Regions from separate parts of the Homo sapiens genome. Here all the other regions are linked to region 6. A link is a loop called in an ENCODE intact Hi-C map of the cell type or tissue named here. Cell type or tissue: GM12878. All regions are shown on one strand. Region 1 overlaps CLEC16A (C-type lectin domain containing 16A). Region 2 has its middle 54 kb from the start of SOCS1. Region 3 overlaps LOC105371082 (a long non-coding RNA gene). Region 4 overlaps CLEC16A (C-type lectin domain containing 16A). Region 5 overlaps CLEC16A (C-type lectin domain containing 16A). Region 6 overlaps LOC105371082 (a long non-coding RNA gene).

Region 1 (5,000 bases), 280 kb after region 6:
AGGGATTTCATGGGTGTGACTGAATCAAAGAGCCTGAGCTGGGGGAGCTTATCTTGGATTACCTGGACAGGCCCAATCTAATCAGAAGGGGTTCTAAAAGTGAAAGAGTGAGGCAGACGAGGAGGTGAGAGTGATGCAGTGTGAGAAGGACTCATCCTGCCACTGCTGGCTTTGAGAATGGAGGGAGGGGCCATAAGCCAAAGCACAGGCGACCTTTAGAATCCAGAAAAGGCAAGAAAACAGATTCTCCCCAGAGATTTCGGGAAGGACCAACACCTAGACTTTAGCCCAGTGAGACCCGTGGCAGACTTCTAACCTCCAGAGCTGTAAGAGAATAACTGGGTGTTGTAGAAATGTGTAGCAGCAGCCATATGAAACGAATGGACCGCCCAATGTTCCAGACACGGGCTACTGACCTGGTAGCCAAACATACCTGTGTGTCTTCACTGCAGATGCCCCCTCTGCCTGGAAGGCCCTTCCCCAGGTTGTCTGCTGCTTCACACTGGCTCAGAACAACCCTTGGCTCAAAGGCTCGGACGCCCAGAAGCAATTCTTGTCCCTGTTTACCCACCCACCCCCAGCAAGGGCCCAACTACTCTGTATTCTTCTTGATCCTGCAGTTTCCAGCAGAGCACCTGCACCCACCTGCTGAAGTGCATCACTGTGCTAGATGCCTGAAGGGAGGAGGGCTCTGTCCTGTCCTTGTGTTTCTGGTGGCTAGCACAGTGCCTACCATTCAGCAAATGATGGATGGACGCGCACGGGAGTGGGTGAGGAAACACTCAGAGTCCCTGTCTACAGTCAAGTGTGCAATCTGCAGTCTGGATCTTGTGTTTCTGGTGGGAAACAGATGGGATCTATTATGGTTACTGTGCTATGATAGGAACAAGATGCCATGATAGGAAGGGAAGCCGCTGAAGCCAGGGGCCCTGGGAGACCTCAGGAAGTGGCAACAGGGGCTGCATCAATCTAGTCTGGAACCTTCTGCTAGACACTGCTTGGGACTCACATTTCCCAGAGTCTGCCAGCATGGCTCATCAGACTGGAGGCAGCAAAGGGAAGGGGGCCCAGCAGGGAACAGTGAAAGCTGTAGATGTTCATCAGTTTTGCTGCTCTGAAGAATGCAAACCATAGCTGGGAGAGAGTCGAGTTTTATGAGAAACCAGTTAAAGGCTAAAGGTTAACCGGAGTCATTTAAATGACATGCATATTTCCTGGCTTTGCACAGCTCTGGAAAACCCCAACTGCATTTAGAAAAATGCAAAGTGTATTATAAAATTCAAAGGCCAGGGTATAGGTAGTAAAAAAAAGATAAATGCAAAAAGATAATGTGGATGTGCCAAGTTGAAAAACCAGGAAGTTGCATGCGGCTTTTCTACATGAGAATTTGGAAGGAAAAGGAAAGAAAGTCTATCTCACCTTGAACCTTGTATAAAAAATGGTGGCATCCCAGTCAGTCCAAAGGCTGGAGGGAAGATGGGATGAGAACTTTTGGCTCTTAATTATTAGCAAATGACTAAAAAGTTGTGAGGACTGGGGGAGGCCAGCTCAGCCCCAACAACTTCTGAGCCTCCATGGTCTGGCTGGCTGACTCTGGCCTGGACAGTCTCTACTCCTAAGGCATTTTTATGACTGCCTGAAACAAAACAGGCCATTTCCAAGACTGGCACTGGTTCAGAACAACCACAAGAGATAGGGATGGCTGGAGTTTCAGTGCTGCAGGGAGTTTCAAGTTCTGCAAGGGAATCTCCTGCCTAGCCCATGCAAGTGATTATACACAAGGCCAAGCACAGAATGGGTTCAGCTACCTTCTGAGCACACATGTAGCTGTGTGTGGGGCTGCAGGGCTGCAGGGCTGGGGAGCATCCAGGAGGCCCAACCTATTACGCAGGCCCTTCCTCTCAAGACAGGTGCCCAAGGCTCGAGAGGGCAAGTGATTTGTCTTCAAGTCAGGTAGAGGCACACTGTATGCAAGCTTAACTTCCACAAACTCAACTACACGGATGCAGGAAAGTGGAGAGGAGAGGGAGAGAAGCGTAAACAGCTTAAATACCACAGGCCTCTCGGGCTGCCAGACCCATGAGGGAACCTTAGGGGCAGATGGGAATCTGCCTCCCTCATGGGCTTGGCTCTTCCTGCCTATCCCTTGAGCGCCCCTCAAAGTGCCCAGCATGATTCTCCCTGGTAAAGAAACCAGGATTTCATCTGACATGGCCAACCTCTTCCTCTAAAACCTGCTCAACGACGGGGTCTACTGCAGCCCTGCAGTTCAGACTGGCTGTGCCGGACCCACTCCTCATTGAGAAATGTCATTCACCCATGAGGGATCTGTGAGGGTGACTGGGACGGCAGGTGGTTTCCACCTGAGAAACTGACTTTGGAACTTAGAGAGATGTGACTGCTGTACCATGCTACCAAAGCCAGCCTTCCTGATGGCCTCTGGCTGATTAGCAGGTGGGCAAGGAGAGTTCCTAGAGGGAACTAGAATTCATGGAAAGCAGCAAAGCAGACACTGAGTGCTGAGTTCCAGAACATTCCTCACTCTGTCTAATCCCATGGTTCTCAACACTGGCTATGCAATGGAATCCTTTAGGGAGCATTTGAAAATATAGATGTCAGGGCCCCACCCCGGAGCCAGTGACTCAGAACCTTCTGGAGTGAGGTCTGGGTACAGATTGTTTTCAAAGTCCTGCTGGGCCAGAAACCACAGGGCCTTCGCACCACCCACCCTCACGCTTGGTCACAGCTCTGTCCTGGCCTGGCCTAGGAGCAAATCAGATGCCCCTAGAGCGGTTCCCCTGTGGCAAACACATTTTCACTTCTATTTTCAGGCAGGTCAAAGTAAAAATGAAAATTTATGCTTTTACATGTCCCAAGCTCAGTATTCTGTACATTTCTCTAAACACACACACACACACACACACACACACACACACACACACACACACGTTTTTTTTTGTAGAGATGGAGTTTCACCATGTTGGCCAGGCTAGTCATAACTCCTAGCCTCAAGTGATCCGCCTGCCTCAGCCTCCCAAAGTGCTGGGATTACCGGCATGAGCCACCGCGCCTAGCCATATTCTGTACATTTCTTAAAAGTTTAGAAGTATGAACAACATTTGACATTCATTTGAAAAATCTGTCCAGGCCGCCTGCAGCACCACGCATTGTGCTGGTCACCAGCAATACAGAGACCCCTCACACCCTCCACCAGAGTTCTTAAGTCTTAAATCAGGATTTTGCTCTTTTTGTTTTTGACAGGGTCTCACGTTGTCCCCTAGGCTGAAGTGCAGTGGCTCGATCACAGCTCACTACAGCCTCAATCTCCCCAGGTTTCAAGTGATCCTCCCGCCTCAACCTCCCAAGTAGCTGAAACTACAGGCACACGCCACTACGCCTGGCTAATGTTTTTTCTTTTCTTTCTTTTTTTTTTTTTTTTTTGAGACAGAGTCTCACTCTGTCACCCAGGCTGGAGTGCAGTGGCACAATCTTGGCTCACTGTAACCTCCACCTCCCTGGTTCAAGCAATTCCCCTGCCTCAGTCTCCGGTGTAACTGGGATTACAGGCGCATGCCACCACATCCGGCTAATTTTTTTGTATTTTTAGGAGAGACAGGGTTTCACCATGTCAATCAGATTGGTCTCCAACTCCTGACTTCAGGCAATCCGCTCGCCTCAGCCTCCCAAAGTGCTGGGATTACAGGAATGAGCCACCACGCCCGACCTTTTTAGTAGAGAAAAGGTCTCTCCATGTTGCCTCGGCTGGTCTTGAACTCCTAGGCTCAAGTGATCCTCCCGCCTCAGCCTCCCAAAGTCCTGGGATTACAGGCCTAAGCCACTGTGCCCGGCCCTGCTCTTTGTTTTTAAATAGATTCTAATGATCAGTCCTTGTGATTTCAGGTGCTTCCTAAGCCTCAACTTTAACGGGGATTTAGGATTCAAGGTCACAATACTTTTCAGCGTTTCTGCCTAATCTGAATAGAACCCATCTCCCTCCTACAAGAGGGTGGGAGGAAGTGCTGCTCCATTCTTCGATTCCTGATCTCCCCAGCAGGCCCTGGGGTGGGCTGGAGAGTGTGCATTGGCTGAGGGCAGGGTGGACCTGGTCAGTGGCTGGGCCAGACTCTGGGGCAATTGGCAGGCCAGCTTCCTGGGCTGGGAGAGGTGATGTATAGGAGAGATGGCCTTCTCCTGACTTACACCTTCCTTAAAGGTCGCGCTGTCTGTCACTGGTTCAGAGATTTGTTTTGGGTGTTCTGTGGTTGATCAGATATCAGGGCCAGAAGGCAACCCTCCCCTCCTGAGGCCTGAGCAATCACCGGATCCTGTGTCAAATCTGGTGGCTGGGTTCACTGGGGAAGGTGGGCGTGTGATGCAGGGGAACCCAGCAGCTTCAGGGTGAGGAGCTGTGTGTAGGCGGAGCCCCAGACAGCTCACAGAGTGGGCTGGAGCGAGGGATGTCTTGAAACTCAACGTTAATCCTCAACCCCACTCCCCCCATGAATTCCTGTTTTCTGTGGCGGCTCTTACTGCCCTCCCCTCCCCGTCAGCCAGATGTTGTCAAGGAGGCTGGCTTTGGCAGCCCTGTGGGGCAGAGTGGGGGTTTTGGGGCACCCTGAAGCCGGTGGCCCAAGGGGGAAATCTCTTGAGCTCCGTATGACTGGGCTAGCACAGTGAGGAGCAGATGGGGGGCACACATGGCACAGTGAGCTGACACCACAATGGGAAGCCAGGACCACTGAAGGGTCTGACGTCTATTTAAAAGGATTCTACTGGCTGTTGGTGTGGAAAGGGCAGAGGAGGAAGCTGACCCCCTAGTCCCAGTTTTCTAGAATCCCCACCAGCTGCAGGGGAGCTAAAGGCAGTGAGACGGAGCTGGGTTCTCTATCTATGTGATGCTTAAGCTGGCAGGATTTGCTAAGAGCTTGGTCACAGGGATGAGAAGAAACAAGGATATTCCAAGGTTTGGCTGAATAACTAGAGTGATCATTTCTTGACAG
Region 2 (5,000 bases), 160 kb after region 6:
CATGGGCCCCTGCTCTTCCTCCTCAGCATCATCGTTGCCAACATTGTAATTTGTAACTGTTTTCTGGTCATTTTTCTATGCAAATAATTTTTGAATGAACAAAATGGGGTTATGGTTTCCAAACTCTTACAACTTGCTTTTTCCTCTAAGGATACACATACCATGAGCATTTTCCCAGGGAAGCAATACTCCAAATCACCATTTTATTTTATTTATTTTATTTTGAGATGGAGTCTCATTCTGTCGCCCAGGCTGGAGTGCAGTGGTGGCTCACTGCAACCTCTGTCTCCCGGGTTCAAGCGATCCTCCTGCCTCAGCCTCCTCAGTAGCTGGGATTACAGGCATGTACCACCACGCCTGTTTTTTTTTTTTTTTGAGATGGGGTCTTGCTCTGTCGCCCAGGCTGGAGTGCAGTGGTGCAGTCTCAGCTCACTGCAAGCTCTACCTCCCGAGTTCACGCCATTCTCCTGCCTCAGCCTCCCCAGTAGCTGGGACCACAGGTGCCTGCCACCACGCTGGGCTAATTTTTTGTATTTTTAGTAGAGATGGGGTTTCACCGTGTTAGCCAGGATGGTCTCAATCTCCTGACCTTGTGGTCCGCCCACCTCAGCATCCCAAAGTTCTGGGATTACAGGCGTGAGCCACCGCGCCCGGCCTATGCCCGCCTAATTTTTGTGTGTTTAGCAGAGACAGGGTTTCACCATGTTGGCCATGCTGGTCTTGAAATCCTGACCTCAGATGATCTGCCTGCCTTAGCCTCCCAAAGTGCTGGGATTACAGGTGTGAGCCACCTCGCCTGGCCTCCAAATCACTATTTTAATGGCCCCATGGCATAGATGGACTGTCATGAATTTAACCAAGTCTGTAATCTCAGCAAACATTTCTTCAGGAGGGTAAGATGTGTGCAGCCAAGAGTACAAGGGTCCAGAGTCCTTCGGTTTGGTTTCTGACTCCACTTTTTTGTGTTTAAAGAGATGGGGGTCTCACTATGTTGCCCAGGCTGACCTCGAACTCCTGGGCTCAACTGATCCTCCTGCCTTGGCCTCTGGAGTAGGTGACTCTACTTCTTAGAGCTGTGTGACTCTGGACAAGTTACTCAACCTCTCTGTTTTTCCTTGGTTTCCTGAAAGATGAGAAACAGAGGAGCCCCTGCAGATGCCTAGTCATGAGACTCCCTTGAGCTCTTGGGTGTGTGGTGCTTAATGAAGCGCAGCGCCCTGGAGACAGACAGGAGGTGCCACGTGGATGGGGTAAGGGGTATTGTTGCTCTTTGTTGTTGCTATTTGGGCCAGGTATTGATTTTACAGTCTGGAGAGTGAAGGGCTCATGCCAAGTGGCATGAATGTTCAGAGTGACCACGACGGTTCAGTGAGACCTTGGTGCCTCTTCCCCTCCCTGGCCCCTTCCACGGAAAGCATCTGAGTCCCTTGCAGGGGGCAGGTCTCCAAATTCCCAGAAACATCTGGGGCTGGTTGGCCTCACAGGCCAATTACACCAGTGTCCCAGGAGTCTAGAAAGACGTTCTAGAAAGACACTCTCTGGGGAGAAAACCATACTGAAGTCTGCCCAAAATGCCACCATCACCCACCCCCTCCCTCTGGGTTCAGCACTGCCCTCTCCCTGGGTTCCCCTTTGCATGTTAAATTAATGCCCCAGAGAGGCTCTGCAGACGGCCCCAGTGACGGCCACCACTGGAGAGACTCCCTGGATGGATGGACAGATGGATGCAGCCCCAACTCCCCCACTCCCACGGGGCCCCAGCCAGAAGGCAAGAAAGCCCCTACCCAGCCTCTAACTGCTCAAAATCCCCAGCACCAAATTCCCCCAGCCTGGGGATCGCCAGGAGGGAGCCCTGCGTCCCCAGTGTTGGCCCCACCTCCCTTCCCCCAGGGGGCAGGTGCAGCCTAGCTCTGCTCTAGTGTCCCCTGGGCACTTCTGTTCCCAGACCAGGAGCCTCCCTCAGCCCCAAGCCTGGGCACCCCAAGGCTCTCCCAGGCTTGGGTGGCAGCATCCCTGGCTCTCCTTTGCAGGCTGCTCAGCCTCTCTGAGCCGTGATTTTCTGCAAAATAGGAATAATGGGACTATTAGATCGAATGACACATGAGATTGCCATTTTTGTGGGTCAAGATCAGACAGGCAATCAGCAATTTCTTATGGTTTCAGCAGACGGCTGCCTTCGGTAGGGAGCTGAGGACTAAATGAAGAAACAAACGAGCAGCCCTGGGCACAGAATTTGGCCCAACAAACTTTTCATTGTCATTCCTATTACTTATTGTGGTGGATGGGGCTATCCCTCTCCCACTTCAAGGATCAGCAAGCCCTGCCACTCGGACGAGGCTCCCTCTGAGGCCAGGAAGGGGCCAGGGGGCCCTTCCTGAGTCCTGCCCACAGCCCCTGACTCGCCAGGCTGGACACTCCTTGCTGAGTCTTTTAACTGTCATTTCCCCCAAAAAGCCCTTAATCACCCTCTGCCGGGCCAGGGGGAGGAACCGGGAGCTGCAGGAGCTGCAGGCTGGCCTGCAGGAAGATGACTCAGGGGAATCCTTCGATCCCCTTGGCACGATGTGGGGGAGTGATTAAGGGGGGCGTCACAGGTGTGCGCCATGTGTCCGTCACCTGGCCGCTGAACTTTTTCTGAGCTGGAGCTGCTGGAAGCTGACTCAGGGGGTGGGCCTCTCCTGCCCTCCTTCCCCTCCCCAGGGCCAGGTCCCCTCTCTGTGGTGCTGGGAGGCAGGCCCTGAGCATTTCATTCATTGATTCATTTCTTTCATTTGTCCATTCATTGTTATCAGATCGATCAGTGGCTCACTTGTGTGACTCATCTGTGGGTCCGGCCCTTCATTCATTAGTAATAAACTCCATGACCATTCGCCCAGCCTGTCCTCTGGGCCAGCTGCCTTGTCAAGTGGGTTTTCTCATTCAGTCCTCTCAGTGCCCTGGAGGAAGAGCTATTATTACCCCCATTACATGGAGAGGAAAACTGAGGCATGGGAAAACTCAGTAACGCCCTGTGGAGTCCGGATTCAAATCCAGACCTGCTGCTGTCTCTAGAAAAAAAAGTCACCGTCCCCCAAAGCTGTGCCTCCCCTTCTGTGTTCCTGTAGCCACGTGGCCAGGTAAAAGTTACCCAGGCCAGCCTCACCCCACGAGAGCAGGGACCTCAGCTCACCACCTGGGTCCAGCACAGGCTTCCTCCCCTTGACCCTGGGAGAGTCGAGTGTCTCTTTAGGCTAAGTAAGAGCCCCCAAACCTGAGTTCCATCCCCTGTGGAAAGCCAAGCCTTCCCCTGCAGATCTCTAATTTCCAAGGACTCACATCCTCACAGCCTCTCCAGCCCCAGTCTCCCAAATGTACGGAACTGGACCGGATTTCCTATAGTCCCACCTCTGCACATGGGCTCCCTCTGCTCCTCAATCCCGTGGACCCCAGCAGAAATGTCAGTTCTTCCCTGTATCCCTCAAAACAAAACTCATGCTCCCATGAGGCATTTGTGAGAAGCGGTGGTGACTGAGGATTTGGGGGTGTAAACGGGAAGGGGGTTTTGCAGCCACAGAGCTGCGATTTCATATTGACATCAGATCTATAAGCCACTCCAGCACAGACCACCCAGATGGACCTGCTGTGCCTGATGCTCTGTCTGTGGATTCTCCCGTGTGGTGGATTTTTCTGGTGGTTTCTAAGCTTTATTGTGAGCTCATCTTCAGCGGGGAGATTTGCTGCGTGTGCCTGTGCACGTTTGGGCTCCCACACCCCTCAGGACGAGACGTTTCCCAAAAGGGATGCGTTGAGTTTGAGTAATACTCCAGGGATTTCACCAGCTGGGGACCTGCATTCACACTGAATTCCCGGCATGAGATTCCAGCAACCCAGAGTAGAATCAACCCAGACCTCAGTCTCCCCTGCCCTGCCCCACCCCCACACTCCCAGGCTCAGACTTTCAATTTCTTAGACTTCCCGCTATCCAATCTCGGGCTGTTCCTAGGCTGGGCAGAGGGTGATGTACCTTCCCATGGGATGGGGGAAGCCCTTCAGGGTCCTGCCTTCATACTGGGGTTTCTGTTCCTGCTCCCACGAAAGTCATGACCAGGGATCAAGGCCAGTCTGAGTCCCTTTCCCCTTCCCCACCCCACCCTTCCACCTTGAGTTCCATTTTTATTAGTGACCCCTGAATTTGCTTTTCTTTGAGCTTTTTATTTTTCACTTTTTTTATTTTTGAGACAGAGTCTCGCTCTGTCACCCAGGTTGGAGTGCAGTGGCGTGATCTCGGCTCACTGCAATCTCCGCCTCCTAGGCTCAAAGGGATTCTTGTACTTCAGCCTCTCGAGTAGCTGGGATTACAGATGTGCACCACTGTGCCTGGCTAATTTTTTGTATTTTTAGTAGAGATGGGGTTTTGCCATGATGGCCAGGCTGGTTTTGAACTCCTGACCTCAGGTGATCCGCCTGCCTCAGCCTCCCAAAGTGCCGGGATTACAGGCGTGAGCCACTGTGCCTGGTCTCTTTTGAGCTTTTTAAAAACATTTGTGGCCGGGAGTGGTGGCTCACGCCTGTAATCCCGGCACTTTGGGAGGCCAAGGCAGGTGGATCATGAGGTCAGGAGTTCAAGACCAGCCTGGCCAAGATGGTGAAACCCTGTCTCTATTAAAAATACACACATTTGCCGGGTGTGGTGGCACGTACCTGTAATCCCAGCTACTCGGGAGGCTCAGGCAGAGAAATGCTTAAACCTGGGAGGCGGAGATTGTGGTGAAGCAAGATTGGTGACAAAGTGAGACTCCATCTCAAAAATAAAATAAAATAAAATAAATAAATAAATAAATAAATTGCAATTATTTATTTAATTTTTAGAGACAGGGTCTTGCTCTGTTGTCCAGGCTGGAGTACAGTGGCACAATCACAGCTCACTGCAGCCTCAACCTCCTGGGCTCAAGTGACCCTTCTGCTTCAGCCTCCTGAGTAGCTGGGACCACAGGTGCGTGCCACCATGCCTGGCTAATTTT
Region 3 (5,000 bases), 59 kb after region 6:
GCACAGTGCCTGGTATACCATAGGTGCTCAGCAGATATCCTCTGAGTGTGACCTGGGTGGACAGAGGGAAGTTAAGTCCTATGCTGGGACTTAAACCAAGCACTGGGCTCCAGACCCCCTGCTAGAACCACCACCCTCCGGCCTCTCAGCACATGTGCCAGGCCCTACCCTGGTGATGTTTCTAATCCTTACATAGAATCTACAAGGCTGATCTTACCAGCTCTGTGTCCAAATGAGGAAACTGAGGCTCAGAGACACAAACACACCTGACCAGGTTCCACCTGACTCCACAGGCAGCTTCCTTTCCCTCCCTCTGCAGACTCATTTGATGCAAAACTGGGTCTTGTGTTTGGAGGTTTCAGGGAGGGGCCCAGGATTTGTGGCTGGGGGGCCTGGGGAAGGTCGAGCCAGCAGTGCATGTTCAGGCAGCCTTACTGTTTACCTGGGGCCTCCTCGTCAGAGCAGAACACCCAGCGGTGGCAGAAAACAAGAAATGACTGCCTGCTGGCCTGGGGTGGGTGGGGGAATGGCGGGGGAAGCAGCTATCCAGGCTCACCCTGGCCCAGCCTTCCTAGGCTGTGGGTCTTAGAGAAATCAGGTTTCAGGGCACAAGAGAAGAGTCTGGGGGTGAATCCATGGCTTACTTTCACCAGGTTCCCCTGGGGGAAATGAAGGGAACCTCAGACCTGAGTGCCCCTCATTGGCCCTGACCTTGGATAAGTCTGGTCATCTCCCTCAGCTTCAGTTGGTCCACCTGTAAAGTGGGGCCTTCAGGGATAGGAGTGCCAAATCAGATACTTCCAGACTGTGGACTCTCACGCCAGAATCAAAGCCATGCTGGCCTCAGTCTCCTCATCTTTATTATTTTGTGTTATTATTATTATTTTTTGAGACGGAGTCATGCTGTGGCCCAGGCTGGAGTGCAGTGGCATGATCTCAGCTCACTGCAACTTCTGCCTCCTGGGTTCAAGCGATTCTCCCGCCTCAGCCTCCTGAGTAGCTGGAATTACAGGTGTGCGCCACCACGCCTGGCTAATCTTTGTATTTTTAGTAGAGACAAGGTTTCACCATGTTGGCCAGTCTGGTCTTGAACTCCTGACCTCAGGTGATCCACCCACCTCGGCCTCCCAAAGTGCTGGGATTACAGGAGTGAGCCACCACACCCTGCCAGTTTTCTCGTCTTTAAACGGGATAATGATACTTGTCTCAAGGGCTTGTCCTAGAGAGCAGACACGTGGGCAGTGTCCGGCACCATTGCCCTCATCATTAGACAAGTGCATCCATTTCTTAAACGTGCAGACCCCTGAGGCTGGGCCTGGGAACATGCATGTTCACAGGTGTCCCTGGAGGTTCTCACCACAGGGTCTGGGGACGTGACAGCTACAAAGAGTTCTCAAAGTACTTTTTGCTCTCATTTCTTCTTCTTTTTTTTTTTTAACCACAAAGCTACCATCCACACATGCTGAAGCACGACACCCAGGACAAAGGGAGGTGTGTTGAAGCGCTAATCCCCTCCCTTTCTTTAATCCGAACTTCGGGGGAAAATAATGGTGAAACAATTGGTGTGTATTTTACATTTTGCCCTCTTCTCAGATGAACACATTCAGAAATAGTTTGGGCTTCCTCTTCTAGTTCTATTTATTTTTAAATTTAATTATTTGTTTATCTTTCACTCTTTTTGTTTGTTTGTTTGTTTTTTAAAGACAGGGTCTTTCTGTCACCCAGGCTGGAGTGCAATGGTGCAATCATAGCTCACTGCAGCCTTGAACTCCTGGGCTCCAGTGATCCTTCCACCTCAAGCTCCTGAGTATCTGGGACTACAGGCACACGCCACCATGCCTAGCTAATTTTTTAAAAATTTTTTTGTAGAGATGGGGTCTTGCTGTGTTGCCCAGACTGGTCTCAAACTCCTGAGCTTAAGTGATCCTCCCACCTCAGCCTCACAAAGAGCTGGGATTATAGCTGTGAGCCGCTGTGCCTGGCCTATTTTATTTTTTGTAACCCAGGCTAGAGTGCACTTGTGTGATCAAAGCTTACTGCAGCCTCAAACTCATGGGCTCAAGCAATCTTCCCACCTCAGCTTCCCTAGTAGCTAGGGAGTACGCTCAGCTATGTTTTGTATTTTGTGTAGAGATTGGGTTTCATCATGCTGCCCAGGCTGGGCTTGAACTGGGCTCAAGTGATCCTCCCGCCTCAGCCTCATGAGTAGCTGGGATTATAGGCGCACAACACCTTGCCTGGCTTTTATTTTTTATTCTAATTTTATTAAAACAGGACTCATAACTATTCATGTTTTCTACATCCTTTTTGAGAGCCTCCTACATCGATACACTGAGCACAAACACCTGCTGCAAATGCCTCGACTGCTACACTGGAAAGATGGGGCTTTTCACCCCTTTTCCAGATGGGGAAACCAAGGCCCCAGCCTGAAGTGAGTTTGTGTCTGGAGGTTTCAGGGAGGGGCCCAGGATTTGTGGCTGGGGGGCCTGGGCAAGCGAGTCCAGGCCGTGGGGCTGCAGCTGAGAAGTAGAGCATGGTGACTGGGTAAGTGGCTGTTTGTTGCCAGGGCTGTGCCCACGGCGTGGCAGTCTTGGGCTCTGCAGACATTCCCCGGGGAGGGCACATGCAAGAAGCTGGCTGTGCCTCTGCCATGAGCCTCACGTGCCCCTCTCCCCTGCCCAGGCGGCAGGCAGTGGCTTTGGGCCCCTCCTCCCCGTCAGAGCGGCTAGCTGCACAGCCAGACCGCAGACCAGGCGGGGGAAAGTGCAAATGAACCCCAGCTGGCAGCTGAGTTTCTCTTTCCCGTCAAGCAAGTGCCTTATCGTACCGATGCAAGGCGAAGAAGGAGGTGGTGGTGTCGGGGGAGTCTGCAGGGAAGGGGGGAGCCACTGGTGCTGTTTTTATTTTCTTAAGGAATAATGTTTACACGTGAAAGTGCATAAACTATGTTGACTTTAAGTGTCCAGCTTGATCATTTTTTATACCTATATAGTCACCACTCAAATCAGGATCAAGGGCACCCTCAGCCTCCAGAAGGTTCCCTGGAGCCCCTTCCCAGTACACAAGCGACCCCCGGCCCCACTAGCAGAGGTAACCACTGCTGTGCCATCTATAAATAGCAGTGAGATTTGCCTGTTCTTAAACTGTACATAAACCAATCAGTCACTTGGGATGCGTCCCTTCTTGTCTGGTTTGTTTCACACAACACAACACGTGCGAGAGCGGTGCATGACGTGGTGTGTGCAATGGTTTGCAATGTTTTATTGGGGAGCAGTGTCCCATTGTATGGAGGTACCTCAATTTGTTTATCCATTCTCACTGTTGATGGATATTTGGGACGTTTCCCAGTTTGGGATTATTAGGAGCAGAGCTCCTATGAATATCTGTGCACAGATCTTGATGGGCACATGCTTTCTTTGCTCTTGGGTAAATACCTGAGAGTGGGACTGCTGGGTCTCAGCGTAGGTGAATGTTTAACTTTATAAGAAACTGCCCATGGTTTTCCTGCCTGGCTGCCAGAGCTGCTTTAGGAGCTCAGAGGTGTGACTGGTACAACTGCTTGGGGGACCCCAATCCACATCAGAGCAAACCTACAAAACACATCTATGGGCCACATTAAACATAGACTTTAGGTGTACAGCTACTTTTCAGAGAGGCTTTTCTAATTTTACTTTTTGAAGTTATTTGGCCCTGGACCGCTCTGCTGTGTGGGCCTGCTGGAATTTCCTGGCAATGGTATTTGGGTAGTCTGACAACAGACAGCGGAACCCTCAAAGTGTTTTTCATTTCCAGTGAGATTTTTATGAATAACGTAGTCCTTCCCCTTCCTCTGAGGCTTTGTGAACTCCTATTCACACCTCAAAACCCCACTCCAAGACCCACGCCTCCCCAAGTGACAGTTCATTTTCTATATTTATTTGTGTAATTATTTGTTTACTGTAGGCCTCCCCTTTGATGAGGAGCCCCCTGGGAGTGTCAGGCTCTCTGCTGTCCCCCCAGCACCAGCACAAGGCTTGGTGAATACTTGGGACATTTAAGATTTGCCAAATAAATGAAAGACCCAGGTTCTGAGTGCAGCCCCTCAGAGCCTCTCACCCCCACCCTGGACTCCTCCACAGAGGGGAAGCCTGAGACTCTTTGTAGGGACTCTCCTAGGTCATAGAGATGCTGAACTCCAGTAGATCTCTCTAATTACAGGGCCCACAGGGCCAGCAGTATAGATAGGTCACCCACTCCACCCAGCTGGGTGTGGGGAGGAGCCGCCCTGTCTGGAGGTGAGAGGGGCCCAGAGGTCCCACAGGTCCTTGCAGGGCCCAAGCAAGTCTGGGTCAAGACGCTGATCCTGTCTCATGATCCTTCCCCCGACTCCTCACCTGAACACCTCTGGACGTGTGGGGTCTTTTCCAGGTTTGCTTATTATTACTATTAATTTAAAAAGGAATAGGGCTGGTCATGGTGGTCCACGCCTATAATCCCAGCACTTTGGGAGGCTGAGGTGGAAGGATTGCTTGAGCCCAGGAGTTTGAGACCAGCCTGGGAAACATGGTGAGAACCCGTTTCTATTTTTTGTTTTTTAATTTTTAAGAGGAAAAAACAGAAAAAGTAGTAGCGTAAATGCAACGTGGGATTCTAGATTGAACCTTGTGTCTTTACCAGCCCTCTAGGTGATTCTGGTGCATGCTAAAATTTGAGAACTGCTAGTCCACTGAATATATTCCAGAGAAATTCTAGCCACAGCAGCACTGTTTATAATGGCAGAAAATTGGAAACAGCCCAAGTGTCCATCAAGAGGGAATGAAGGCCAGGCATGGTGGCTCACATCTCTAATCCCAGCACTTCGAGAAGCTGATGTGGGTGGATCACTTGAGGTCAGGAGTTCGAGACCAGCCTGGCCAACATGGCCAAACTCCATCTCTACTAAAAACACAAAAATTAGCTGGGCGTGGTGGTGCATGTCTGTAGTCCCAGCAATTTAGGAGGCTGAGGCATGAGAACCACTT
Region 4 (5,000 bases), 260 kb after region 6:
GCCCAGTCAGGAGGTAATGTTTTAAATTGATCTTGAAAGAAGCCCAGCAATGGGCCAAGCAGAGGTGGAGAGCAGCGCCACTGGGCCTCTCTGGGGGGACTGCTGGCTCCTCCCCAGCATATTCTTGGATCTGACCCTTGTGGGCCCAGCACTAGCCTCCCATTTTCCACCAAACCTCTGGGGTTTGAGGCTCTTCACCTCATTTCCGCCAGAAGGTCCGGGGAGCATTCGCTTGCCCATCTCTCAGGCCCTCCCTCTGTGTCTGTCCCTGAGTTTCAGCCTCCAGGGACAGTTCAGCCTTGTGGTGAAGGCACAGTGAGGACCAGGCCGCCTGCTGCTTTAGACTGAGCTCTGCCCCTTACCAGTGTGGGACCTCGGCTTGTTGCCGTCTCCCCTCTGGCCCTCAGGTACCTCATCAGCAAATAGAGGTGATATTAACAATACTGTCCCTATAGTGTTACTATGAAAACTCAATGATGTTTGTAAGGTGCTAGGATAGTGCCTGGCACTTAGGAGTAACAGCAGCTCTCTGAGTTCCACCCAGCAAGAACCAGCAGGATTTGGTGGGGAGAACACTGAGCTGAGATGGAGAAGGGGCCTGGGTCTGATGCCCAGTGGGGCCACTTACTAGGCTGTGTGGCCTCAGTCAGGGCAACCGACCTTTCCAGGTGGACCTCAGCTTCCTTGTCACTCAAATGAAGCGGTTGGGACTAAACCACATGCCTCTTTTCTGATGGGAAAGAATGTCTAAATTTCATACCAGGGGACACATTTATAGCCGTTTGGCAGAAATTAGTTCACAGAGTGAATGCTTACCGGCACAGCAGTCTGATTTTTAATTAGCTTGTGGGAATTCAATATACTTCAAACATTAACAGTAAAATATAGGAGACCTCTGGTGGAGACAAGCTGTACCTTTGGACTTAAACAAAAGCGTATACCTCACAAACCAAATTCCCTGCTTTACGTTTTTAATCTTTTGTGTTCAAACTGATTACTAATAAACTTTGGGCAGCAGAGCAACATTCTGGAAGCATGTGATTTAAGTGAAACGCAATCTTATCAGCACAGCTGTGTGTAATACAATACCACACCCCCAATCAGATGGCCTTATTTAAACTACGTTTCAGCCATGGTAAAAATGGAGAATCTCAAACTATTTTTCCCTCTGAGTTTTTAATTCTTTTAAAAATGAACTAGGTGCGGTGGCTCACACCTATAATCCCAACACTTTGGGAGGCTGAGGTAGGCAGATTGCTCAAGCCCAAGAGTTTGAGACCAGCCTAGGCAACATGGCAAGACCGTGTCCCTACAAAAAAAAAAAAAAAAAGCAAAAATTATCTGGATGTGGTGGTGTGCACCTGTGGTCCCAGCTACTCGGGGGGCTGAGGTGGGAGGATCACTTGAGCCTAGGGAGGTCAAAGCTACAGTGACCATAATTGCATCACTGCACTCCAACTTGGGCAACAGAAGGATACCCTGTTTCAAAAAAAAAAGAAAAGAAAAGAAAAGAAAAAAATGAACTTGTACACGAACTACTTATGAAATTCATGAAGGGCAAAATAAAAAAGGGAGCTCCATTCATTCAAGAAACTTTTATGGAGTATCTTCTAGAACATTAGTTCTATGAGGGCAAGGATTTTTGTCATTTTTGTTCACTGCTCATGGCCAGGCACACGGTATGTGCTCACTAGACGTCTGTGGAGAGGAGGGATGCCTACCTTGGACATCCAAGGTGTTGGAGAGACAAGATAAAAGGCTCAGTCCCTGCTCTGTAGGACCTCACAGCCCAGTAGGGAGAAAACAGAATGAACAAGACACGCAGAGTGTGACACGCAGAGTGCGACAGTCAAGGACATGCAGGGAAGGGGCATGTACCATGGGCCAGAGGCAGGAGGGAACATGGTGAGTTTGGGAAACTCCTGTCCTTTGTTGGGGCTGGGATATGAGGAAGAGGGCAGTGAGGACTGTTGGGGGTGAGGCTGCGGAGGGTGGGGACCCATCAACAAGGGTGGCTTATTAAAGCCACACCTAGGACTATAAATAGTTGCCCAGGAACTGGGGACACTAGGAAGATCACTGCGAGAACTGAAGGTTTTTGCCTATCATTATTCAGTGAAATGTAACTCAGGCCCTTAATTGGAAGCTTATAATGAAGACCTGGACTGGAACTTAAAATATAACACGAACAAAGAGTTTACTAAGCATATTAAGAAAAAATAACATGACATTTGTTCCTTTATTTATTAATTCATCAAACAGTTACTGTGTATCTACTATGGGCCAAGCACAGTCCCAGGTACTAGGGCTGCAGGGCTGAAAATGAAGGTCTGGCCCTCACGCAGCCACAGTCTCAACAGACAGACCATAAAGCAGTAACTGAAAGAAATCTGTGAGTATAAACTGTACCAGCACAATGGAAAGGTATATTCAACCCGTTACAGACTTTGTTTAAAAGTTCATCTGCAAACCCTGCAAATAAACTCTTCAAAAGTTCCAGCCACTTGCAAACATATACCCATGCTAATTTCAGATACTAACAGTTACAGTGTAATATTTAATAAGCATCTGACACTGAGCTAAGCACTCAAAACCACCCAGCCCAGGCAGTACCATTATCTGCACATTACACATGAGAAAGCTGAGACCCTGAGAGGGTCAGTAACTGACTTGAGGTTGTGCTGCTAATGTTATCTTCCGGGAGGTCAATTCCCAGGACCCCAAGCAGGAAATGCCCAAGTGAGTCAGGTCCAAGTCCCTCCATGTGCTTGAAACCAAACCCCAATCTTGTAAAAAGATTCTCTGGGCCACACTAAGTTAGTGAAATCTGGACCAGAAGGGTAAACCACATTTGGCTGCCTGTGCTAAGAAAGAGATCAGCAGCTTTCACAGCAGGAGCAGGGGTGACTTCACTTTGGCCGGGCCGTGTGCATCACCGCCTTCAGCTGCTCTTGCTAATTTCTTGGCAGAGGAAATCCACCAGCAGGCGGAGAAAGGGAAAGGTGAAAGAGAGACAGGAGATTTTGGCAGGACCGTAGGAGGGCATGATAGGTGGTGAGAAAGCCCAGGCTCCAAATTGCTGAGTCCCCCGCAGTCTTACCTCCCTGTTAAGGAATGACTGGCTCTGAAACTCCTGCACCTTCTTCAGCTTGATGCACAGAGGCAAGTTCAGAGCTAGGAAGCCATGGATTGAATTTTTTTTAGGCAAAAGTTAAGAAAAGAGCTAGTCAGGCTGTCCAATAGTAAATAAGTGTGTCATAGGCAGAGCCACCGTGGTCAGACAGTTGGCAGGGGTGTAGAGCCTGTGTACCCAGTCAGCCGTGCCTCCAAACCCCAGGTGCAACTCTGGCTAGATAGGTAAGAATCACAATCCCCACTGTCTCTGCTTCCTGCCACATGCTGGACACTTAAACACAGCACAGGCTCTGGGCCTCTACTTTCCCATCTGTAAACAGGGGTGAAAACAGCACGTGGGTCCCAGGCAGGGAAGAATGAAAGCAGAGAGCAAGTGCCCAGTCCACACCTCTGTTACTGTTACCATCCTCACTTTGCCCCGTCCTCGCACCTGGGTGAGGAGGTAGCCACACAAATCTGGGCTTTCAGTTCCAGACGAGGACGCCTGGGCCCCAGCAGAGTTGACAGCATGCAGCCACACACTAGAAAGTGACGGAGCTGGGATCCTGAAAGACTCCAAACCCTTGCCTTTCTTGTTTCCTGATTTTACCCCACCTGCTAGACAGCGCTGCTGCCCAAAAGGACTTTCTGCATTGATGGAAATGTCCTACGACCATGCTGTCTAGTACAGAGCCACCACACATGTGGCTATTTGCATTTCAATTAAAATTAAATACAATTAAATATCCTTTTTCCGTTGTCTTGCTATCCACGACTGAGCACTTGAAATGTGGTGTGACAGTGGAACAGAAATGTTTAATTTTATTTAACCTTAATTTTCATTAATGTAGATTTAGACAGCCACAAGTGGCTACCGTGTTGGACAGCGAAGGGTTAGAGGGAAGAAAACGAGACCCTGTCCACTGTGTGGGACCGTGGGAAACAGCTCTGCTCCACGTCTGCCGATGAGCCGTGCATGAGAATGACCTGTCCTGGCAAACCCGGGTGGCATGAAGCAGCCTGGCCCAGGGCCTTGGAGCTCCCTGACCTGGAAGGAATGGGGCGCTCTGGCCACATGCACTCTTGGCTCACTCAGCCTGGGGGTTATGACTCCCATGCCTCACCTTAGCCGCCACGCTCTCTGCAGAGCACACAGAAAGCCCATTCCCACACAGCTGTCTCTCCGTGTCACAGAGCAAGTAGGTATGATCAATGGGCATGGGGTGCCACAGGTCTCACTGCTGGAAGGGATTCCTCATGGGTCACCTGCCTCCCTCCACCCTGGCCTCTGAGGATGAGCAGGGTCTGACCTGCTCACTGCCTGGGCATCTCTCTGTCCTGGCCCCCACATAGGACTGGGCCCAGTGGAGGGGTGGGAAAGGCTCTTGAACGAAGGAGTTGAAAAGTTACTCCCACACACAGCACTTGGGCGAGAATGTGCAGGCAACTGGAAAGGCTGAAGCTCACACACAGCGTCTTGGGAGAGATCCAGGGTTCCTCGAAGGGAGGCCCATTGGCAGCCTGGGGCACCCGGTACTGGGACAAAGTGCAGATTTTAGGACTCCAGCCCCACCAGGCTGGTTCTCAGGGTGCAGGGCCCTGGAGGGTCTATGGACAAGTGGTTTGGAGACTTGTCAGATCCCAAATACCATTATGGATGGCCACACTAACGCCCTCACGCTCAGCTCTTAGGAAGCCACAGCTGGGACCCCACGTCTCCTTACTGAAGAGGCTGACAGTTCTTGAAGGTGGAGGGGACTCAGCAGCAACACTAAACAGGCTGGGATGCAAATACCTGGTAGCAGTTTAGAAGAAAAGGCTACCTGCCACTTGGTCCCCTGTCCCTTTCTGCATCCTCGGCGTGCACAGGCACGCATTCTCAGTAC
Region 5 (5,000 bases), 180 kb after region 6:
ACTGGCCTGCAGAACTGTGGGAGAGTAAATATCTACTGTTTTAAGCTGCCCTGTTTGTGATCATTTGTCATGGCGGCCCTAGGAAATGAATGCTGCAGTGGTGCTGGTTTTCTGTTTCCAGCGAAAAGTCTTCCTCTTAAAAAAATTGAATTTAAAGGGCAAACCAAGAGTCAAGGAAGCAAAGCCAGGTGTGGTGGCACTTGCCTGTAGGCCCAGCTACTCAGGAGACTGAGTTGGGAGGTTTGCTTGAGTCTGGGAGATGTAGGCTGCAGCGAGCTGGGACCACACCAGTGCACTCCGGCCTGAGCAACATAGCAAGACCCCGTCTCAAAAAAAAAAAAAAAAAAAAAAGGGCAAGGAAGCGTCAGTGGAGGTGACAGGCAGGCGGCAGGCATGTGTTCAGGGGGCACGTGCTGCCCTCTGGGAGGAAGTCAGACTGAGCCAGGCAGTGTCAGGACTGCAGGGACCTGCAGAGCAGGCTGGGCCCCAAGGCAGGCGCACGGCCTGGGAGCCCAGGTGGCTGGTCTCTAAGTGGGGCAGGTAGACCCAGGGCTGGAGCAGGGCCAGCAGCCCCGGGGCCTGTGGAGGGAAGGGAAGCTTCACACTGCCCATCGGGCAGCCTTAAGTGAATCCCCAGGAAGCCCCTTCACCCCATGGGTGATTCAGAACCAACTTTCCTTTGGAGAAAAGCTCTTTAGACGTTAAGGGTTTTTTCCCAACGCCATGAAGTGCCACAGAGCAGTAGGACGTGGGGGAAGGGGGTTTCCAGCAGCTGGCTGGCCGGCAATCGGTCTTCCCCTAGAGGTCACCCGCAGGCAGGTCACTACCACCTGCCCTTGCTGGCCCCGCCCTCCGGCTAGAGTCAGGACGCTCTGGGCCTGTTGGGCATAATCACTGGACCCTGCGAGGCTTCGCTTCATGGCTACCGAGGGGAACCCTCCCGAGGCCCTGGGGAAAACACTGACAGCAGCCGGTATACGCAGGCCACTTCCAACCGCAGAGCAGGGGATATACAGACATGCTCTGGGGGCACCAGAGAAGTGGCCCCAGCCTCTCAACCAGCCCCAGGCGACCCCTGGGTTTGAACCTGGGCTGGGAATGCAAGGAGGGAGGAGCTGTCACCCAGCGGGTCTCAGACATGTAAATGCCCACGAGGCCTGAGACCCGGGTGAGGCGGGGGCATGGGAGGGCAGCTCTGCCCTGGGCAGTGGCTTCCTCCTTCTGTTGGCATAACCCCAACCCTTGGCATGCGGTGGGGGAAGGGGGTCCCTTGTTCATTCTTTCTCGACTCAACTTGGTTATCCTCTCAAGACCCAGAAGTTCCCTGCCATTTCTGGGTAGGGTTTAAGCTGGATGGTGAGATTTTGAGAACCTGTGATCCTGTTTCCAGGGATTTCAGGGTTTCACGCTGGTGGACGTTGGTGTTTCCGAGTCATGTCCACCCCCGCACTTCACCTCTGTCCTCGGTGGGGAGCCTTCCTGCTTCCCTCGGCCCAGCCTGGCAACAATGACGCTGCTCGCTACGCTTGTCCTGCGAGGTAGGGCTTGGCTGTCCAAATCCACAGATGCAGAGCCTGAGGCTTGGATGGGCAGCCACCTGCCCAACAGGGAAAAGATGCAGAATGTGGACCACGCTCCCTGTACCCGGCAGGGGTAGGGCGGGGACATTTCCTGATGGTGCCAACTGCCCCTTAGCAGTTATTCCCGGGTTGTATGAGCCCCGACAACCTCTTAGGAACCTGGGGATGGGAGGGAACCTGGTGCGGGGAGGAGGGAGAGGGAGGGGCTCCAGCCACCACACCCCTGCCAAGCAGCTGCGCCGGGATGAGGGGTCATTGGCTGGGAACCTTCCCCTGTGCCAGGCCACGGCCTCCTGCCACAGCCCCCAGGAGCAGCACGCTACATTCTTGGTAACTTTTTTTCTCTTTTATTGCCAAGTTTAAATTTACAAGGAAGTTCCAGTTTTCATTTCCACCCTCGTGTTCAGTACCCACGAAGCATGAGTCATGCTGGCGAAAGCAGGTACTTCCCTAGAGCGGTCCCGAGGCTCAGAGGCATCGAGGTTTTCTAACCCTCGGTTCTCACTGGGACAAAAATTATTTACATATTTTTAGCTCAAGGAAACATAAGGAACTCGTACAGTGTAGGCCCAATGTCAAGATGACTACATTAAATGCTTCAGATTTATTTATTGCATCTAGACAAGAAGATCAAAATCAGTTCACCCCACGCCTTTTTAAAAAACGGTGCATCTCAGAGACCTTAGAGGAATCTAGCGCGTCTGGCAGGGCTGCGCTTCTTCACCTGCCCCTTAGGTTGCTTGTGAACGCAAGTGTCTGGGTTGTGGGAGGCTGCCAAGGCTCCGGGAGAGGGACTGGGCTGGGACAGCGGCAGAGGAGGGGCTGCTCACGGAGGCCCCTCCTCCCAATCCCACGCGATGGTGAAGGCTGGCCCTTCCTGCCTGGGGGAGCGCCTCAGCTGGCCCCATCTGACCTGCTGGGACAGGTACCTTGCACGTCCAGAAAGGGACGAGCACACCTCCACAACAATATTCAAAGCCAAGGTTTGGGAGTTCCTGCGGCCAGCCCTGCTCCCTGACTTGGCAAACCCAGCCGGAGGTGCACAGGGGAAGGGTGGACCAGGGCCTGGGCCATAACTCTAAGTGCTCTCTGCAGGGACTTGGGGGGCGGGCCGGATGGGTCTGTGGGGGCTGACCTCAGACCTCTGAGGCTATGACCTGAGTGTCAGAAGCCACAGCCCCCACTGTGGGCCTTCCCACACTCCTGGCTCTTCCTCTGGATGCCAGGGGCCCAGCGTGTCCTGTCTGGACTGGCCTGTCTGGGAGCGCCCCAGCTATGAGGTTTGACGGGAGCTCCTGAAGACATAGCTGTGCCCACTGCCGCTGAGACCTGGGTGAGGTGGGGTCCTTTGAAGCCAAAATGGCTGGTGGCCTCCAATGGGCTGGCTCCCAGACCTCCTTACATAAGCAAAGCTTCTGGGAGCCCTGGTTATAGGAAATCCTCACCCCACACACCTGGAGGTGTCCCCCAGACGCAAGTTGCCAGCCCCAGCTGAAAGAGGCCCCTGAGAGTGACCCTGCAAGCCCACATGGGGACTGCCCTTTTCTTGGCCAGGGATGCAGGGTAGAAGCCCTGCCCTGAGCAGTGTCTTTTATCCTCCGCTGGTCCTCCCAGTCACCTTTAATCCTCTGCTGGTCCTCCCGGGCATGCTGTCCAGCCCTGACCAAGACCTCTCTCCTTCAGTGCTCAGTGGTTACAAGACCAGTTGGAGCCCAGAGACTTCTGACAGCAGGCTGGTGGCCCACCCGTGTGGCATGGAGTGAGCTGCAGGCTGTTCCTCCTGGTCACGCCTTGGGGTGGGGCAGCCACTTGCCTTCTCTAGTTTCTGCTGCCCCACAGACAGAGTCATTTCAAAACCAGAAGTGCATGTCTCAGGGGCTAGCCATCTCCAGCCAGGGCCAGCTTGATCCTCTCTACCCCTCTTGCTCTTAAAAAATTAAGCAACACACAGGCTGCCTGCTGGGTGTGGCGTGTCCCGTCTCCTGATGCTGTGGTCCTTCTCTCCATGATGGTCTTCCCCCCGCTCCACCCTGCCTTCCTTCTCTTCCAGGGATTCTGCAGATGGCCACGGTGGTCGTGGTTTGTCCTTCCTTTGGGTTTCTGCCCATGTGGCCCCCTTTCTGAGCTGTGCGTTTTCTCTATGGAAGCAAAGGTCCTTGTACCTGCAGCCATGAAGGCTGGGTGGGCACAGCTACCCAGAGGGCTTCTAAGGACTGAGGCCTGTCCCCATGGGCGCCACTCCCCCTCCTTGGCAGGACTGTGTTTCCTTCATGAGGTTGAAAACTGCCCTCGGCAGGCCTTGCCGGGACAGCTGGCTGGGCCGAGGAGACAGAGACCATGTTCTTCTAAAATGCAGGTGGCAAAAGATCTCAGCGCGGCTCCCGAGACTACCCTATGGCCAGGCTCCGGCGGATACCTAATGCCCCTGGTGGGCACATCTGCTGGCAGGTCTGGAGGAAAGTTGTGGAAGGTCTCACCAGTGACCAGAGAGGTGAGGGGCCGCTGGCCCTGGTGGACTTGGGGAGGGTGGATCACGGCCTGGGCTGTGAGTGCTGTGTCTGGCTCCCGAGCTGGCCGAGTAGAAAGGAACATCTTGGGGGCTGTGTCTGATGCATCTGGGTCCTTGCTTGTACACACCCAGTCCGAATGGGGAAGGGAACCATGGGGTTTCCATATTCAGATCAGCAGCAGTAGCAGAGGGAGAGTGACAGACTCAGAGCTCTGGGGACACCATGCCCTTGCAGCTGGAGGGGAACTGGCTCTGGGCCATCTCTCGGCACATGTGGGCACACACAGTCGAGGGCAGGTGACGTAGAGGGTGTCTTCCTTTGATTTCCATCATGGCCACAGGGTCGGGAGTCTTCACGGTCCCAACTGGTTCCTTCTTAGAGATGGTAACACTGAAGAAGGTGCTGGAAGCTGTCTCTGTTTGGTTTTGGTGAAGAGAAATGAGGAAGCGTCCTGAGTGGGGAGCTGGCTACATTCCTCCTTTTCCTGGAGAAATCTTTCCATGATGGGAGGCCTCTCGGCTGCTATAGCAGAAAACCATTCAGCCCTCTCAGCTCTGTGTGTACCTGAGAATACATGTATCTCCCTTGTTTTTGTTTAAAAAATAATCCAAACTTTCCAGGAAGGTACTTCATTATTCCACAGGCTTGCAGAGTTAGTGAGTAACAAAGAATCACTTAAATAAATGGAAAAAGCCACACTAAGAACTCTGAAACAAAATATCAGGAAAGGTCCAGTGAAAATGATCATGAAATCTTAACTGTTATTATTACACTTTTCACATGACATCAAACCTTAGTGTTGATGTTTTTGGACTTCTTTTAAATAGAAGTTTTAAAAATAAATGTTCACCTGCTGCCAAAAGCGGAAATAAATATCCAAAGGAGATGTTTATCTAAGTCTGCTTTTCTA
Region 6 (5,000 bases):
CCTTGATTTTGGCCTGAAGAGGTCCTGAGCAGAGAACCTAACAACACCCTACCAGACCCCGACCCACAGAAACTGTGAGATATTAATACATTTGTTTTTTTAAGCTGCTAAGTTTGTGGCAATTCATGACGTGGCATTACAGGCTCTGACCAGAGGTCTCAAGCACCAACCCCGGCTGTCATACCTATGGAAGACACCATGTCCGCAAATGCCTCTCCAGGCCTTCAAGAGACCTCATGTGGTCACATGAGACTCCCAAAGTCCCCTTAGGGCACTGTCCCTACTCTCTGCAGGAGCCACGTGAGGGCGGTGAGGACTGGCTGTGGAATTTGAGGCTTCTAAGTCCTGGCCTCCCAGGGCCTCAGGCATCTTACCCATGTGTGCTATTAACGTGATGTATTACTTGATGTTAACCTTGGCCAGCTGGCTGAGGCAGTTTGTCAGGTTTCACCACCGTAAAGTTACTCTTTCATCCCCCTTTCCATTCTGGAAGGAAGTCACTGTGCACAGCCCACACTGGTGGAATGGGAGGCACCCTACACTTTTATTTACTAAGTTTGGCCACTCTGTCTATCACACCAGCACACTCCAAGTACTCCACAGCTCCATGAGGCTGGTGACAATCACATTGGACAGTGCAGCTCTATTTTAGAACATCAGGAAAAAGTACCCAAACATCAGTCACTCAGGTACCACTGTACTATTGTTTACTTAGTAGTTTTCTGTAAAAGGGCTCACTTTTTTTTTTTTCCCCGAGATGGAGTCTCGTTCTGTCACCCAGGCTGGAGTGCAGTGGCGCCATCTCAGCTCACTGCAAGCTCCGCCTCCTGGGTTCAAGCGACTCTCCTGCCTCAGCCTCCCAAGTAGCTGGGACTACAGGCACCCACCGCCACACCCAGCTTATTTTTGTATTGTTAGTGGAGACAGGGTTTTACCATGTTGGCCAGGCTGGTCTGGAACTCCTGACCTCAGGTGATCTGCCCGCTTTGGCCTCCCACAGTGCTGGGATTACAGGCGTGAGCCACTGCATCCAGCCACCGGGCTTTTTAAAAAGGGAACTTGATATCACTACCTTGCAACGGCCCAGCATCAAGATGGCCCTGGACGTCCAAGAGGTGGAGCAGCCCTGTTCCTCCACATGGGCTTTTTCCATCCTTCCTTTCTTCTCCTCCTCAGAAGCTTGGGGCATGCATGGACCCCTTGGTCCTGGTACTCAGGGCTCCAGGGTCCCCACCAGAGGAAGCCTTCACCAGTTCACAACCAGTGCCACGGGCAGCTCTGACCCCTCCTGTGGCCCAGCTATCTCTGGGCCAGGAAGCTGTAGATCTGTGGCTGCCAAGCCTGGTTGATGACGAGACCCACCGGAGAGCTTTCTAAAAGCTTAGACTTCCTGAGCCCCCAGCACGTGGATCCTAATTAAAGATATGGGTAGGGACCAGGTTAAAAACAGCCCAGGTGGAGCTGATAATCAACTACTTTTGACAACACTGAGTCCTACATGCAGGATGACCAAGCTCAGCTGTGCTCTGGGAAAACCTTCACCTGAGGTAATGCACAGCTGTCTGATGGAAGACCCCAGGGCAGGTGCTGACTCTTTTTTCTCTTGAGACGGAGTCTCAGTGGCACTCTGTCACCCAGGCTGGAGTGCAGTGGAACGATCTCGGCTCACCGCAACCTCCGCCTCCTGGGTTCAAGTGATTCTCCTGCCTCAGCCTCCCAAGTAGCTGGGACCACAGGCGTGCACCACCATGCCCGGCTAATTTTTCTATTTTTGGTAGAGACAGGGTTTTGCCATGTTGGCCAGGCTGGTCACAAATTCCTGGCTTCAGGTGATCCACCCGCCTCGGCCACCCAAAGTGCTGGGACTACGGCTGTGAGCCACCACGCCCAGACTGACTCACTTTCTAAAATGAGCAGTACCCGCTGGAGGAAAGCGTGTAGCTTGGCATCTTCCCAAGCTCACAGGATGTGGAATTCGGTGCTGACAGGCCCTTTGGAGAAACTCCTTTCCCTGTCCTGTGTGAGCAGGAGGAAGGGAGGCTAGGCAGTTTGGTATTTCTGGGTGTACAGCCTCATTGTTTCTTCCTTTTCTTTCTTGCCCATATTACATCTCAGGTCCCTTGGATCAGGGACAGAACTAGATTGTGCTCCTCTAGGTGGCCACCCACTGCACTTTAGGGCCTGGTAACTGGTTTAGTGAGTTCCAGGTTCACAGAGGGAGACGAACTGCTCAGGATGGGTCATACCCAAAGCCTCCGCAGCACCAGATTGAGGTGATTAGGTGACGAGATTGAGAGCAGATTTGGGACTCTTCAGTTGATGTTATAATGGGATGAGACCTTGGGGCAGGGTGAATGTATTTTGTATTTGGTATGAACACACATCTTTGGGGTCTAGTAGGCAGAATGTCCCTCCCCACACAACGATGTCCACGCCCTAATCCCCAGAACCTCTGAATATCATACACCTTACGTAGCAAAAGGGACTTTGCAGATGGGATTAGTCAGGGCATTGGGATGGGGAGATTAGCTTCGATACCCAGGTGAGCCCAATCTAACCGCACAAGTTCTTAAAAGCACAGGACTTCCTCGGGCTTAAAACAGGAACGATAAGGAGGAATGGGAGGTCCAAGAAGATACCATGCACACAGGGGGCAGCCACGTGTCTCCTTCACCTCGTGTATCCAGAGTCTGGAACCCAGCAGGTGCTTGGCGACAGAAAGGCCACTAAAGTGAACTTTGAAGCACCAGATTCCAGTTAACAGTCATGCAGACGAATTATTTAACCTCTCTGACCCCACGTCATCCCTTCTCTATGGATATCAGAAGGGCAGTGAAAATAACCCACCCAAGGTCATCCACTGAATGAACAGTGGGGCTGGCCCCACTGCAAGCCCCTCAGAACCCATCTGGTTGCCAAATCCAGCACTCTCCCCACCCCCACCTGGGCTTGGCCATAATGGGCAGAACTCCTGGGTAGACAGGGGTGAAGTTTCTCATGGCCCCATTTTGTTCCTTTGCTCCATTCTGTGCCCTTGTTTTCTGGTGACGGGTTGTCATCCCATTTTCTGTGCATAGACCAGCAGGGGGGGCCAGCGCCCGTGTAGAGACCATCAGCTCCCAGAGCTGCCCTGGGGAAGAGCTGCCCTAGGGAAGGGCCTGGTCCTGGCCACCCACAACAACAGTGCCCTTAACGACAAGGGGCACCTATTGGTTCACCACCTGGCTCTTCGGCTGCCAGGTAGATGCCCCTGGAAAAAGGACTTCATCTCCGTGGCTGCGGTTTTCACAGCTGTGAAAGGGGATGGGAAACAGACCTCCCAGGCGTACTGGGACAGTAAAATGAAGCGACTCATGAGACGGCTTCCAGCACAGGCCCTGGCACTTAACTCTTAGCTGAATTTGCATTCTTTTATTTTTATTTTATTTTATTTTATTGAGACAGAGTTTTTCTCTGTCACCCAGCCTGGAGTGCAGTGGCGCGATCTCTACTCACTGCAACCTCCATCTCCCAGGTTCAAGCGATTCTCCTGCCTCGGCCTCCCAAGTAGCTGGGACCACAGACACACATCACCACACCCGGCTAATTTTTTGTATTTTTAGTAGAGATGGGGTTTCACCATGTTGGCCAGGCTGGTCTTGAACTCCTGACCCCAGGTGATCTGCCCGCCTCAACCTCCCAAAGTGCTGGGATTTCAGGCATGAACCAACACGCCCAGCTGAACTTGCTTTCTTTATCAAGAGACGTTCAGTCAATCTCAAAGGACTCTCATTTCAGATTCTGCCCAAACCACATGAATCGTTTTTTGGACTCGGCTGTCTCGCTCCTTTTCCTCCACCCTTTTATGTCTTTACCAAATCTTTCCTCTGTGCTTAAAGAGCACTCCCCAACAGTCTAGCCAGCACCCTCAGGCCTGCTATAAACTACACAGGGGGCCCAATTCAAAAGGCGCTACTAAGCAGGGGGCTCCTTTCTTCTGAAAACTGCTGCGGGCCAAGTGTAAATTTAAGACACTGTGCCTTTGCTTGTATATTTCCTCTGTCTTCTAGCCTAAAACCCAGCCAGTCCTAACATTGACCGACTGCCCATGTATGTTACCTAAGACCCCATGCTGGGCAGGGATACTGAGATAAGTAGGACACAATCACGACGTCACTGGAAGCGCCTCCAACAGGGACAGAGATAGCAACAGATGATTTCAGAACAACGTATGTGCCTGTCTACAAAGATCCACTCTCAGGAGTGGATCTTGGGATTCCATTCCCAAGAACTTACCCGGTACCACCCTTTGAAGGATGAATTGTCTCGGCTTCACAGACTTCCAAGGCCAAAGTCAGACAGGAACGGGCAGGACCAGGACTGGGCCCCACGTTTGACTAACATCACTGTCTCCCTTATCACAAGGAGGAAGAGGCCCTTTGAAGATGTCCTTTCGCACGGGCTCCGAAATATCTGCTAAATGTAGGTCATTATGACTGAAAATGCATTTTTCCCCTTGTCCTTGAAGCAGGCAGCTGCTCTGTAAGTTTCGGCTGTAGCCTGATGTTTAGCAACAGCAGCCCTAGCCCATCTGCTGGCCAGCAGATCGCAGGGTTGTCACCCTTGGAACTGGAAGGCATTCTACACACACTGTGTCTTCCAGGTGCTTTTTCTCCTCAACCATGAAACCACACACCCACAGGCCAGGCAACAAAGCGCTCAGTTACTTCACATGGTCATTCCTTCCTCCTCCTGCTTCACCTGATGCAGAAGACTTTGTCAGTAAAACTTGAGCATTACAAGAATATGCAACAGAAAGAATTAGAGAACTTGGCAATCCAAAAGCTGCTAAATGAGGGTTTTCTCCATTTGGGGGGTAATGTAAAGCAGTTCCAAGAAAAGTGAAGTCACAGCCACGGTTGCTTATTTTCGGTTTTAGAAAAAAGCCAATGTCAAAGGGGAAGCAGCTCTGCCCCAGCACAGCCTCCACTGTCTGGCGGGGGGCGCTTGCTGATAAGCCA

The links. Peaks named below come from ENCODE experiments on the same cell type or tissue, not always from the same donor. Only the 100,000 strongest peaks of a DNase experiment are listed, where the experiment ranks them.
Region 1: a loop joins it to region 6, with 3 times the contacts of the local background. A loop is called at or near these places in 4 of 110 quality-filtered maps.
Region 2: a loop joins it to region 6, with 10 times the contacts of the local background. A loop is called at or near these places in 2 of 110 quality-filtered maps.
Region 3: it touches region 6 in a loop (5-fold over the local background); 14 of 110 quality-filtered maps call a loop at or near these places.
Region 4: it touches region 6 in a loop (2.3-fold over the local background); 5 of 110 quality-filtered maps call a loop at or near these places.
Region 5: a loop joins it to region 6, with 5 times the contacts of the local background. A loop is called at or near these places in 2 of 110 quality-filtered maps.

The regions. Positions count from the first base shown.
Region 1 is chr16:11,075,913-11,080,912 of GRCh38, reverse strand. The region is part of intron 19 of CLEC16A (C-type lectin domain containing 16A); the gene reads right to left. Among named protein-coding and RNA genes, the nearest start is that of CLEC16A, 130 kb to the right of the region's middle. In GM12878, no CTCF peak of the experiment used is centred here; DNase peaks (open chromatin) are centred at 1,164, 2,702 and 4,322; H3K27ac peaks cover 3,829 bases.
Region 2 is chr16:11,199,606-11,204,605 of GRCh38, reverse strand. No RefSeq gene overlaps it. Among named protein-coding and RNA genes, the nearest start is that of SOCS1, 54 kb to the left of the region's middle. RefSeq lists enhancers at 1,241-1,320, 1,354-2,150, 2,143-3,342. In GM12878, a CTCF peak has its summit at 1,887 (motif pointing right); DNase peaks (open chromatin) are centred at 1,228 and 1,815; H3K4me3 peaks cover 392 bases; H3K27ac peaks cover 3,050 bases.
Region 3 is chr16:11,295,465-11,300,464 of GRCh38, reverse strand. All of the region lies in intron 1 of LOC105371082 (a long non-coding RNA gene), which reads right to left. Among named protein-coding and RNA genes, the nearest start is that of MIR548H2, 8.6 kb to the left of the region's middle. RefSeq lists enhancers at 1,485-1,534, 1,988-2,671, 2,803-2,982. In GM12878, a CTCF peak has its summit at 2,585; DNase peaks (open chromatin) are centred at 1,424, 2,714, 3,186 and 3,421; H3K4me3 peaks cover 917 bases; H3K27ac peaks cover 3,524 bases.
Region 4 is chr16:11,098,307-11,103,306 of GRCh38, reverse strand. The region is part of intron 19 of CLEC16A (C-type lectin domain containing 16A); the gene reads right to left. Among named protein-coding and RNA genes, the nearest start is that of SOCS1, 160 kb to the left of the region's middle. RefSeq lists an enhancer at 2,648-2,757. In GM12878, a CTCF peak has its summit at 2,975; DNase peaks (open chromatin) are centred at 2,816 and 3,244; H3K27ac peaks cover 1,886 bases.
Region 5 is chr16:11,179,094-11,184,093 of GRCh38, reverse strand. CLEC16A (C-type lectin domain containing 16A) reads right to left here. Exons shown (of 24, transcript NM_015226.3): 24 at 1,908-5,000. Among named protein-coding and RNA genes, the nearest start is that of SOCS1, 75 kb to the left of the region's middle. RefSeq lists enhancers at 603-732, 698-1,584, 1,585-2,470, 3,227-3,386. In GM12878, a CTCF peak has its summit at 805 (motif pointing right); DNase peaks (open chromatin) are centred at 783, 2,093 and 3,410; H3K27ac peaks cover 3,807 bases.
Region 6 is chr16:11,354,956-11,359,955 of GRCh38, reverse strand. The region is part of intron 1 of LOC105371082 (a long non-coding RNA gene); the gene reads right to left. Among named protein-coding and RNA genes, the nearest start is that of RMI2, 12 kb to the right of the region's middle. RefSeq lists enhancers at 4,526-4,675, 4,853-5,000. In GM12878, CTCF peaks have their summits at 3,083 (motif pointing right) and 4,977; DNase peaks (open chromatin) are centred at 3,117, 3,798 and 4,695; H3K4me3 peaks cover 1,244 bases; H3K27ac peaks cover 1,440 bases.